Regions from separate parts of the Homo sapiens genome. Here region 1 is linked to region 2. A link is a contact called in ENCODE Hi-C or POLR2A ChIA-PET data. All regions are on one chromosome and are shown on one strand. The core of a region is the stretch at or near the end of the contact, and the rest is flanking DNA. Distances in the headings are between cores, read along the strand shown. Region 1 has its middle 28 kb from the start of CDON. Region 2 overlaps CDON (cell adhesion associated, oncogene regulated).

Evidence for each region. A loop is a pair of places that touch in the nucleus more often than their neighbours do. ChIA-PET counts read pairs that join two places held with the same protein, here RNA polymerase II (POLR2A). Pooled maps may share reads with other maps.
Region 1: a loop to region 2 is called in a map of posterior cingulate gyrus, with 3 times the contacts of the local background. The contact joins two enhancer-like sites. A Hi-C loop is called at or near these places in 1 of 168 maps with a recorded cell type or tissue (posterior cingulate gyrus) and 1 of 50 pooled maps. POLR2A ChIA-PET finds 5 or more read pairs at or near these places in 2 of 52 experiments (OCI-LY7 and activated naive CD4-positive, alpha-beta T cell).

Annotation. Positions count from the first base shown.
Region 1 is chr11:126,088,124-126,093,809 of GRCh38, forward strand. No RefSeq gene overlaps it. Among named protein-coding and RNA genes, the nearest start is that of CDON, 28 kb to the left of the region's middle. Within about 2 kb of position 3,971, at least 9 of the 41 ENCODE cell types and tissues checked have a DNase peak (open chromatin) inside an H3K27ac peak, as active enhancers do.
Region 2 is chr11:126,032,649-126,037,742 of GRCh38, forward strand. All of the region lies in intron 1 of CDON (cell adhesion associated, oncogene regulated), which reads right to left. Among named protein-coding and RNA genes, the nearest start is that of CDON, 28 kb to the right of the region's middle. Within about 2 kb of position 1,548, at least 2 of the 41 ENCODE cell types and tissues checked have a DNase peak (open chromatin) inside an H3K27ac peak, as active enhancers do.

The sequences.
Region 1 (5,686 bases), core at 2,721-5,220, 58 kb after region 2:
AGGCTGCAGAGAGCTATGGTCACACCACTGCACTCCAGCCTAGGAGACAAAGTGAGATCCTGTCAAAAAAAAAAGGAAGATGAAGAAACTGATTTTCATCACCAAATGAGGAGTTCTTTAAATGGAGATGGGATACATCTTCTGTTTGACATGACATAGGAGTATAATCAGGGGACCTTGGGTTCAGATATCTAATCATGCTCAAAAAGACTTAAAGTTATAAATCAATCTAGCAATTCAAGAGTACATTTACAATTAACTTTCCTCAAAGAGCCATCAGAGCATTGCTCCAAGCTAGATATTCTAAGAGAACATTTTTGAGATCTTTCTATGGCTGTGTATGGTCGTTGGCTGGCAACATTCCCCTCTGAACATCAAGGCCCAAGTAATTTGGATCATTCTTTATGGCCAAGCTTTTCAAATAAAGTTTCTATATCCTGAGGGAAACATCCAATATGCCACAGGGTGTGTGAAGCCACAGGATAAAAATGGCTCTTAAGAAAGAGGATCCTTTTGGTTAAAGACCTTTAGGGAAAACTTTAAGTAATTTAACAAGTAATTTATCAGAAGTATATTATAGATTATAAAAATATTTTAAGATGAAATGTGAGAATTTGAAGGAATTTCATGCTCATGGCCAGCGACATCCGGCGTGAGTCTCAGGCTCTTGGGGCTGAGCAGAAGGTTCTCATTATTGGAGGGCAATTGATCCCGGAAAATGGCCACTTACAGTGAATCCACTAAAAACGGGAACCAAATATTTCATAGTAAATAATAGCGAGAAAAGTGTCTATTAGAATTTTATATTGCAAATTAAACCCCCAAAAATATGTAAAGCAAGCTGCTTACGGCAAAGAACCCCACCCTTCCTCAAATGACTTAGATTAAGACTTTACCTATGACAAGGCCAGTCACAGACCCTCCAGAGTCCCTTGCTCTGCCTCATCAATGATTAGCTAAGCTGCTTGTCTCCACGGATCAATTGGGACAAAATGCTTGTAACCAAACTTCATTGAAGAGTTTCTTTTTCAAGGCCCCTGGACTTTGGGCACCCTCAGCCTGAGCCAGCAAACAGCCCTTCCTGACAAGAGGCAGGCCTCTGGGTCAAACAGCCCCTGCCTCACTGCCTGACCCTGCTGCCCCATCACCCACCCCCTTCCCCACACCTGCTTCTTTCTAGCCTTGTTTACTCTTCCCTAGAAAGGAAAAAAATTCCTGTCTGCCTTATTCCTAAGAAGCTTTCAGAAGGATGGTCAGGGCCTTCTCCCTATTGCAATAGTCCCTTCCCCTCCCCCAGCCTTGCAATAATTCTCTTTGGATAAAAGTCTACTCTTACCAAGTCTGGATTTGTTTTTTATTCGACAAGAGTATAATTTATCATATAAAGAGTAGTTTTATATATAACTTGTATGTAGACTCTATTATATATAGTTATATATTTATTGTGTATTTGTTATATGTCTACTCTTTCAAATAGTAGTTATATATTTATATACTATGTTACATATTTTTAATATATAAGCAATTTTTTTTGAGAGATGATCTCCCTCTGTCACCCAGGCTGGAGGGTAGTGGCAATCGTAGCTTGCTGCAGCCTCTAATTCCTGGGCTCAATTGATCCGCCTGCTTCAGCCTTCTAAGTAGCTGGAACTACATGTGTGTGCCACCACGCCCAACTAATTTTTCTAATTTTTTGTAAAGACAGAGTCTCACTATGTTCCCTAGGTTGGTCTTGAATTCCTGGCCTCAAGCAGTACTCTTGTCTCGGCCTCCCAAAGTGCTGGGATTACAGGTGTGAGCCACCACGCCCAGCCTAAAGCTACTCTTTATGTGGTAAATTATATGTGTGTGTATAAATTCATTCAAGTTTCATGATAACCATATAATAAAGTCCATATTCTTGTTTTAGCTTTAATTTAAAAATAAGAAAGCAGTCTCAAGAAACACTTGCCCAATAGGTGAAGTAGGGATCTGAAACCAGATCTTCTGTCTTTAAATCCTGGCTTACTCTTGCTACACAATCACTGATTTTTTTTTTTTTTTTAGACAGAGTCTTGCTCTGTTGCCCAGGCTGGGGTGCAATGATGCGATCTTGGCTTACTGCAACCTCTGCCTCCTGGGTTCAAGAGATTCTCCCTACCTCAGCCTCCCGAGTAGCTGGGATTACCGGCACCTGCCACCACACCTGGCTAATTTTTTTTTGTATTTTTGTACAGACAGGGTTTCACCATGTTGGCCAGGCTGGTCTCAAACTTCTGACCTCAGATGATCCACCCGCCTCCGCCTCCCAAAGTGCTGGGATTACAGATGTGAGCCACCGTGCCTGGCCTCACTAATCTTTTCTGAAAGTGGACAAGACGCAAACACTAAGCTTCACACCATAAGGGAGAGTGCTTGCCTCTGGCCTTTCCCGTCTCTCAGGCCTGCCCTGATGTGCTTACTCACATGCACTGTGACGGTTGTTTTTGTTTGTTTGTTGCCCCAGTGTATGCAGCTGTGCTGGTAATTAAGAACATTCTGTGGTTACGATGGAGGACAATCCCATGTGACGCCTTTAGCACAGAGACCAGCATGGAGTCAACCCTCCATGCATACTAGTGTCAACACTGGGCACCATGCTGGATGTGTTATTGAAGTCACATTTGGCCTAGTTCCAAGTGGATGTGAGGTTTGACTTAGTTACTGCACTGGATCTCCCAACAGTTTAATGAGCCAGGTGGAAGTGAGGAACCAAGACCTGAGTGTTTATCCTTTGGTAGATTGGTCTGTGTTTCCAATAACCAGTAGTGACATGTGGTTACCACATATTAGAGACAAAAAGAATCCTGCAAGTTATGTACTATTATATTCATTTTTGCAGAAGAAAATAATAGAAATTAAATAATTTGCCCAACATACAGGAGAGCTCAGTCTACTAGACTCTTAGGCTCTCCCTCTTTTTTTCCTCCTCCTCCTCCTGTTCCTCCTTGTATCTTTTATCACATTCTCTTAATCAGAAATTTTCAAGCACATAGTTTAAAGACACCAAGAGTTCTGCAAGACTTGATAAGAAACGCAACAGCCCCCTCCATCACTCCCCCTCTCCCCACCAATTCTTGCTCCTCAGGAGTAACCTTCTCAACCCTTTCTTTTCTTTTCTTTTCTTTTCTTTTCTTTTCTTTTCTTTTCTTTTATGAGACAGAGTCTCCCTCTGTTGCTCAGGCTGTAGTGCAGTGACACGATCTCAGCTCACAGCAACCCGCCTCCCAAGTTCAAGTGATTCTCGTGCCTCAGCCTCCCAAGTAGCACGCGCCACCCCACCCGGCTGATTTTTTTTGTATTTTTAGTAGAGACGGGGTTTCACCATGTTGGCCAGGCTGGTCTTGAACTCCTGACCTCAAGTGATCCACTCACCTCAGCCTCCCAAAGTGCTAGGATTACAGGCGTGAGCCACCAGGCCCAGCCTTTTCTCAACTCTTTTGAACGGATTCTTTACTTTCTTTGCTAAATAGCAAGCTTATATCGCTACTGCTTAATTTTCCAATGTTAACCATTTCCTAGATTTTTCTTAAGTTAGGCCTTTGTCTATTTCTCGTTAGGAAAAGGGAGGATTTCAGGCCCGGCGCGGTGGCTCACGCCTGTAATCGCAGCACTTTGGGAGGCCGAGGGGGGCGGATCACGAGGTCAGGAGATCGAGACCATCCTGGCTAACACGGTGAAACCCCATCTCTACTAAAAATACAAAAAATTAGCCAGGCATGGTGGCGGGCGCCTGTAGTCCCAGCTACTGGGGAGGCTGAGGCAGGAGAATGGCGTGAGCCCAGGAGGTGGAGCTTGCAGTGAGCCGAGATTGCGCCACTGCACTCCAGCCTGGGCGACAGAGGGAGACCATCTCAAAAAAAAAAAAGGAAAGGGGAGGATTTCTTTCTCTCTCCGTTGCCAAAACATCCCGTTGCCACACACTGACGCACGCAGCTCCCGCCCCCACTCAGCTGGCCATTTCCCGAGTATAATTAGATCGTAATTTTCATTAGATCAACATTCAATATTTACTTTATCATGAATACATAAACGCTACCCACAGCCAAGTCGTGAGTGTACAATGATTATTTTCCCTCTGCGAAATTTTCCTCCTAGAGTTAAAAATCGTTTGGTTTTGTTTGTTTAGTTTTCTGTATATTTATTGCTGGTGTATTCCCAAACTCTCCCCAGATTGAGTAATCTCGTTTCAATTCCCTCAAATATTGAGATGACTTAGTCTATCTGCCTCGTTTTCTCCAGGAGATCATCCCTGGATCTTCTGGCTGGGCCAGTCTGCACTGGTTGTTCCCAGGGTCTGTTACAAAGCTGGTGGCTTGAGATCTCCCTTTACTATGTTATTGGAGCTTCCCGTTCCCTTGTTTCGGGGTCCTCTTTGTGCTGGGTGACATGTCTTCCTTCTTGGTGGAGCATATCCTTTGCAGTGGAATCCTGAGACAGTGCATGACAGACAAAATATGGACACATGGCACATATCTGAAAATGTCTCCATTCTGCCCTCACATTTGATTGGGAGTTTAGGTGAGTAGAAAATTCTACCTCGGAAGTAGCTGGCCTTTCTCCATTGTCTTCTAGCTTCCAGTGCTATTCTGATTCCTTGGTATGAAACTTGTTTATTTTCTCCGGAACCTTGTAGGATCCTCTCTTTGTTGCTAATATGCTGAAATGTCATAATTTACTTTCTTTGGGTGTTGGTTTTCTTCATTGATTATTCTGGGCACTTAATGGGCTCTTTCATTCTGGAAACTCACGTCTAAGACTAGGAAAATGTTCATGAATTATACCTTTGATCAGTTGATTTTTTAGATATATTTTTTAAAAATAGAGACAGGGTCTCACTATGTTGCCCAGGCTGGTCTCAAACTCCTGGACTCAAGTAATCCTCCCCTCTTGGCCTCCCAAAGTGCTGGGATTACAGGTATGAGCCACTTTGCTTGGCTGATTGATTGAATTGTATTTATTTTTATTTTTTTAGAGATGAAGTCTCACTCTGTCACTAAGGCTAGGGTGCAGTGGCATGATCATAGCTCACAGCAGCCTCAAACTCCTAGGCTCAAGCGATCCTCCTTCCTCATCCTCCCAAGTAGCTAGGACACCAGGCATCCATCACCATGCCTAGATAATTTATTTTTTATTTTTTTAGAGATGGGGTCTTGCTATATTAAGCAGGCTGATCTCGAACTCCTGGCCTCAAGTGATCCTCCCACCTTGGCCTCCTAAAGTGCTGGGATTCCAGGTGTGAGCTGCCATGTTCAGCCTAATTTACTTTTTTAACCTCTATTTTCTCTATTATCTCTTTTTGGAATTCCTGTAATTTGAATATTTTCTTGAATGCATCTTATAATTCTCTTTTTTCTTCTCTCCTAACTCTTACCTCTACTTTCTGATTAATTTCCTCCACTTATTTTTCAATCATCTATTGATTGTTAAAACTTTATCCTATCATATTTAGTTTCCAAGAGTTCTTTTTTGTTCCCCAGTAATTCCATTCTTTTTTTTTGAGACAGGGTCTCACTCTGCTGCCCAGGCTGGAGTCCAGTGGTATGATCACAGCCCACTGCAGCCTCAACCTCCCGGGCTCAAGAAATCCTCCTGCTTCAGCCCTCCAAGTAACTGGGACTACAGGCACGCAGCACCATGTCCAGCTAATTTTTGTATTTTTTCATAG
Region 2 (5,094 bases), core at 298-2,797:
GGAGAAATATCACGGGATAAATTTGAAAGGTTTTTCAAAAATTTTTAAGACACGGTCATATTTAAAAGACGTAAGAGGCCAGGAGCGGTGGCATACACCTATAATCCCAGCACTTTGGGAGGCCAAGGTGGGTGGATCACTTGAGCACAGAAATTCCAAGACCAGCCTGGGCAACATAGGGAGATCCCATCTCTACCAAAAATACAAAAATTATCCAGGTGTGGTGGTGCACACCTGTAGTCCCAGCTACTTGGGAGGATGAGGTGGGAGGATCCCTGGAGCCCAGGAGGTTGAGGCTGCAGTGAGCTATGATCGCACCACTGTACTCCTAGCCTGGGTGACAGAGTGAGGCCCTGTGATCAACAGGACTTTGATAATGAATGAGTTGGACTGGAAAAGAATAGACCACTAGGACCTAGGACATCTTTGGAATCCATTCATCTGTCCACTGCTCTATTTCCCCACTGCTGTGACTGTAAATAAGGAATCGAGGCTGCTGTCCAGACTTCTGACTCAGACAAGTGAGTGAGTGGATGATGTGCATTTACTGAGATGGGAGCAGCAGGGTCTTCTGTGGTCTGCTGCTGCTGTTTGAGGTGGTAGAGGGAATGGAGAGCGTCTGAAGGTGTGGAGATAACAAGAGGAGCTGGAGGTAAGTGGGGTTCTAAGGAAGGTTGGGCAGGCAAGCAGAAAGAAGCCTGAAGCTCTTAAGAGATTTGGGTCGCAGATGACACTCTGGTGGGCAACAGCAGACACACGGAACTATGGCTCAGGCTGAATCCCAAAACTATCATGCTTGAAGGGACAGAAACTCCTCATTCAAAATAAACCACACTATCAATACTACTAATGAAAAAGTTTTAAAGCAAAAAAAAGGAAAAGACAGAAATGATATTCCAGGGATGGAGTCAAACAGTCAGACTTTAAAAATGAGTTTCTTAATGTGATTTAATTTCACATTTCACACTGTTATACCTTTCCAAGGTACTACAGTGTAGGGTAATCAGACACATTCCTTCATGCTTACTAAAGGCTTTGATTAGGGACGGTCTTCATGCTGTCCACAGGGGTTCTCCCAAAATGAGAGTAACAGCTGGCATACATCTTCCATGATTCTACAGGAGGAAAGGAGAGGCAAACAGAGTGCTACAAGTCTAGTCGCAACAAACATACTATCTAATAGCATGCTACTCTCTGGGGCGTATGGGGGTTCTTTTAGAAACTTAAGAATTTCTTAAAGCAGTCATGTGCAATTAACAATGATGTATCTTCTGACCTGCCGCATCACTCCCAGTCCATAGGAGGAACATATAAATCTCATCAAAGTAAAGTTGCAGGATCTCAGACACCAAGGCCCCCTGCCAATCACTGGGAGTGCTCTCTTCCTGCCAGGATGAAGCCCCTGGGTGTGAAATGCAGCTTTCCACAGTACTTACTTTATAAGCACTTATTAATGATCGTGCAATCATTCAGATCAACTTAAAAAAAAAAAAGTTCACACCTACAGACTTCGCAACCCTTCCCCCACTTCTCCCAAGTCTCAGTCGAGTCAGCCAAGCATACAAACGATCCTGCTGCCTGCGAAAGCATTTCCTTTCACCGTGGACTGCCAAAAGTAGAGGAAGAAAATGGAAGTGACTTGGAGTTATGGCACCAAAAAGGCCAAATGAGCAAAGAAATAATCAACTCCACATGAGCCTCTTCAGCTCCAACACAATGAAAAGGGCCCAGGACGAACCCCAGGAAAGGTCACTGAGATCAAGGGTCACACGCAGAAAAAGGCAACAGTGAGGGGCTGCCAGCTGCAACAGGAATCAATGTGGTCCTAATTACACCAAAGGAGAGGGGGCAAAAGCTCAGTTAGGTTCTATTCACAATATTTGTGTGTTTAAAAAAAAAAGTCAAGTGTTCCTGTTCCACTCTCTTTCTAAGAGACTATTTCTTCCTGCCACTAGAGCACAGGAAGCCAAGAATTGTGAAGATAATCCTGGCATCCACAGTGGGTTGTACAGGAGCATTATAAATATTTAAAAGCATAGCTGCATACAAATGGTGAAATTCTAAAAAGCAGCGTGAGAGAGATTATTAAAAAGACAAAATATAGAAAATTTCAAGGGGATTATTTTGCAAGTCCCATGGAGTCAACACTTCCACAAATCCAGCACTTGGTAGCTTTTCAAGTTTGTCACTGGAATTGGCTTTATGGGAAAAAATAACCGTTATGGTAACCACAAAACAAATGCTAAAAGCTAAGTTTGCTAAGAACTAGCTATTGCAAAGATGTAGACACACATTTGACTAACTTCTGCTGGAGGATGAGCAGGAGGAATATGGAAACATTTGAAAAAGTGCCCCATATAGGTGTTAGGTAATATAATTAACGTAGTTGTTAACAGGTCCAGCGCTTTGCTTAGACCCTACTGACTTATGCACTGGACTAACCTAAGTATAAGAGTTTCCCTGGCAGTTACAAAAGACTCACCCTCATGGGGTTTGGCTTAGATTCCATTTTAATAACAAGGAAAAAATCCTCAAGGAGAAACTCATTTCCATGAAGTACATTATTCAAATATACACAGTCAAGCATTGAAAAGGCAGATAAGAAAAAAACAAATCTTGGAAAAGGATCTTTGCTGCAAATAAACTTGAATCAACGCTGGCTGAACACTGGGTCTCTGCCACAATGACTTTTACATTATCTTACCGTCAAGTTACGAGTTTCCTAGAGACCTAGAACATATTAATACTAGTTTCCAAGTACCTTATTCCATCTTTAAACTTGGCCACATAAAATAATGGAAGAAATCTAGATTTCTTATCAGCCCCTGCTTTGTTCAAACTGGTAATGGGAATTAGGTCAGACACAGCTTCATCAAAGCTGTCATCCTACCATGGAAGAGAGGCTGTGCATTGATAAAGGGGTTCTTCAAGCACATTCATAAGCTGACATACAAGTCAATCACAGATTACTATGCAGTTAGTACATAATTGGCACCAATTGACTGACAAGTCTAAAATTAAGTAAAAACACAAATTGGCCTATGTCAGGAAAACCTGCACCCTTGAAAACTCAAAATCAGTGCCAGGCAGTTAAAACCAAAGTAACCATCAGGATACAATGCCCTGATGAAACTAGAAAATAGAAAAACAAATCAATTAGGATCACAATATCTTTGTAAACATAACACAACATAGCATGAAGTTTTAGTCCAAGCAGAAAAGCCCGAGAAGTGGCCTTTGGCATCAGGTCCGGCCTGACTATCAAAAATAAAGCAAAGTTTGTTGGAACAACTCTGCTAGGCCACACATGCACGAAGCGGCAGTGGCCAGATTGTAACACAACACTGGCAGGATGGTCAAAGAAATAATTCACAGACACTGATACAGAAAAGGTACATACACACACATATAAATACACACATATGTATACATACTACTAAAAAAACACAGCCGCAGATAGACCCAACCTGGAACCCAGATAAAACTTATTCCAATGATGCTTCTCTGTGCAAAACATAATCCCTTATTAATTATTTTTGGTATCAATGTATAAAGCAGGCATGAATATTCTCATTATGATTACATCTGATTTTTAAACACATATAGTCTTAACTCCAACATTATGACCCAATTTATTCATTAATGACTATTTCCAAAAAATCAATTTCCAAAAAATCAAGAACATCAAACACTTTCTTTAATGTACCACAAGCAATAAAGGTAATTTTAAAAGGACTCCAAATTTCTTGGCACAACAAGAGTAACAAGAGATTAAATATGCAGTTTCCCAAGGTAACTGGCTTCTTTAAAGAAACAATTCTCATGTATAAGTCTTGGCATAGTTCTTAAGGCTTTTGTATTATACTATACTCATATTTCATAGTCAAACAATAACAGACCCTATGTTTATAGAATACATTTCTACCTGTATATACCCTTGTAGGCCTCACTCTTCTTTGAAGGACTTGTCATTGTGGACTTCTGTGCACAACATGAGGGTTTCTTTTGTTTTTAGTGAGTTTTCTTAAAACGTACAACTTTACTCATGTTGTTTTTTTGAGACAGGGTCTCGCTCTGCTGCCCGGACTGGAGTGCAGTGGTGCAATCATGGCTCACTGCAACCTCTGCCTCCTGGGCTTAAGTGATCCTCTCACCTTAACCTCCCAAGTGGCTGGCACCACAGGCGCAAGCCATCACGCCCAGCTGATTCTTCCACTTTTTGTAGAGACAGGGTCTCACATGTTGCCCAAGCTGGTCTCAAACTCCTGGCCTCAATCGATCTGCCTGCCTCAGCCGCCCAAAGTGCTGGGATTACAGGCATGTGAGCCACCATACCCAGCCTACAACTTTATTCTTTATATAACATCATATAACTAATTTGAGTCTGAGGATTATAAGAATGCTGGGGGATGGATCCTTAATTTTCTAAAATCTCTTCATTCAACCCATTTTCTTTCTTTTTTTTTTTGGAAGATGGAGTCTCTCTCTGTTGCCCAGGCTGGAGTGCAGTGACACAATTATGGCTCACTGCAGCCTTGACCTCCCTGGGTTCAGGCGATCCTCCCACCTCAGCCTCCCGAGTAGCTGGACCACAGGTGTGCACCACCATGCTCGGCTAATTTTTGTATTTTTAGTAGAGATGGGTTTCACCACGTTGGCCAGGCTGGTCTTGAACTTCTGATCTCAAGGGCTCTGCCCACCTTAGCCTCCCAAAGTGCTAGGATTACAGGCGTGACCCACTGCACCCAGCCCATTCAACCCATTTTCTAAGGACAGACTATGAGTGGGGTTGGAATCTACAACCTAAAACTGCAAAGAGCAGTTTTTCATTCATTTATAGAGCAAAAATATATTGAGTACCTATATTCAAAGTAGTTAGGGAACAAATATGGGTGGGGGATAAAGCAGAATAAAATAACAGAGACCTTGACCTCATTTCTTAAAACACTCAATCTCTGACATCTTCAACTCTTGTATAGCAATTCATAAGCAATTGAATTTAAAACTTTTTTGGTATAAAAAAGTTTCAAAACATGACAGGATCCCTAATTTTCTAAAACAATATATTTAAAACAAAATTATCAGTTGGTAGTC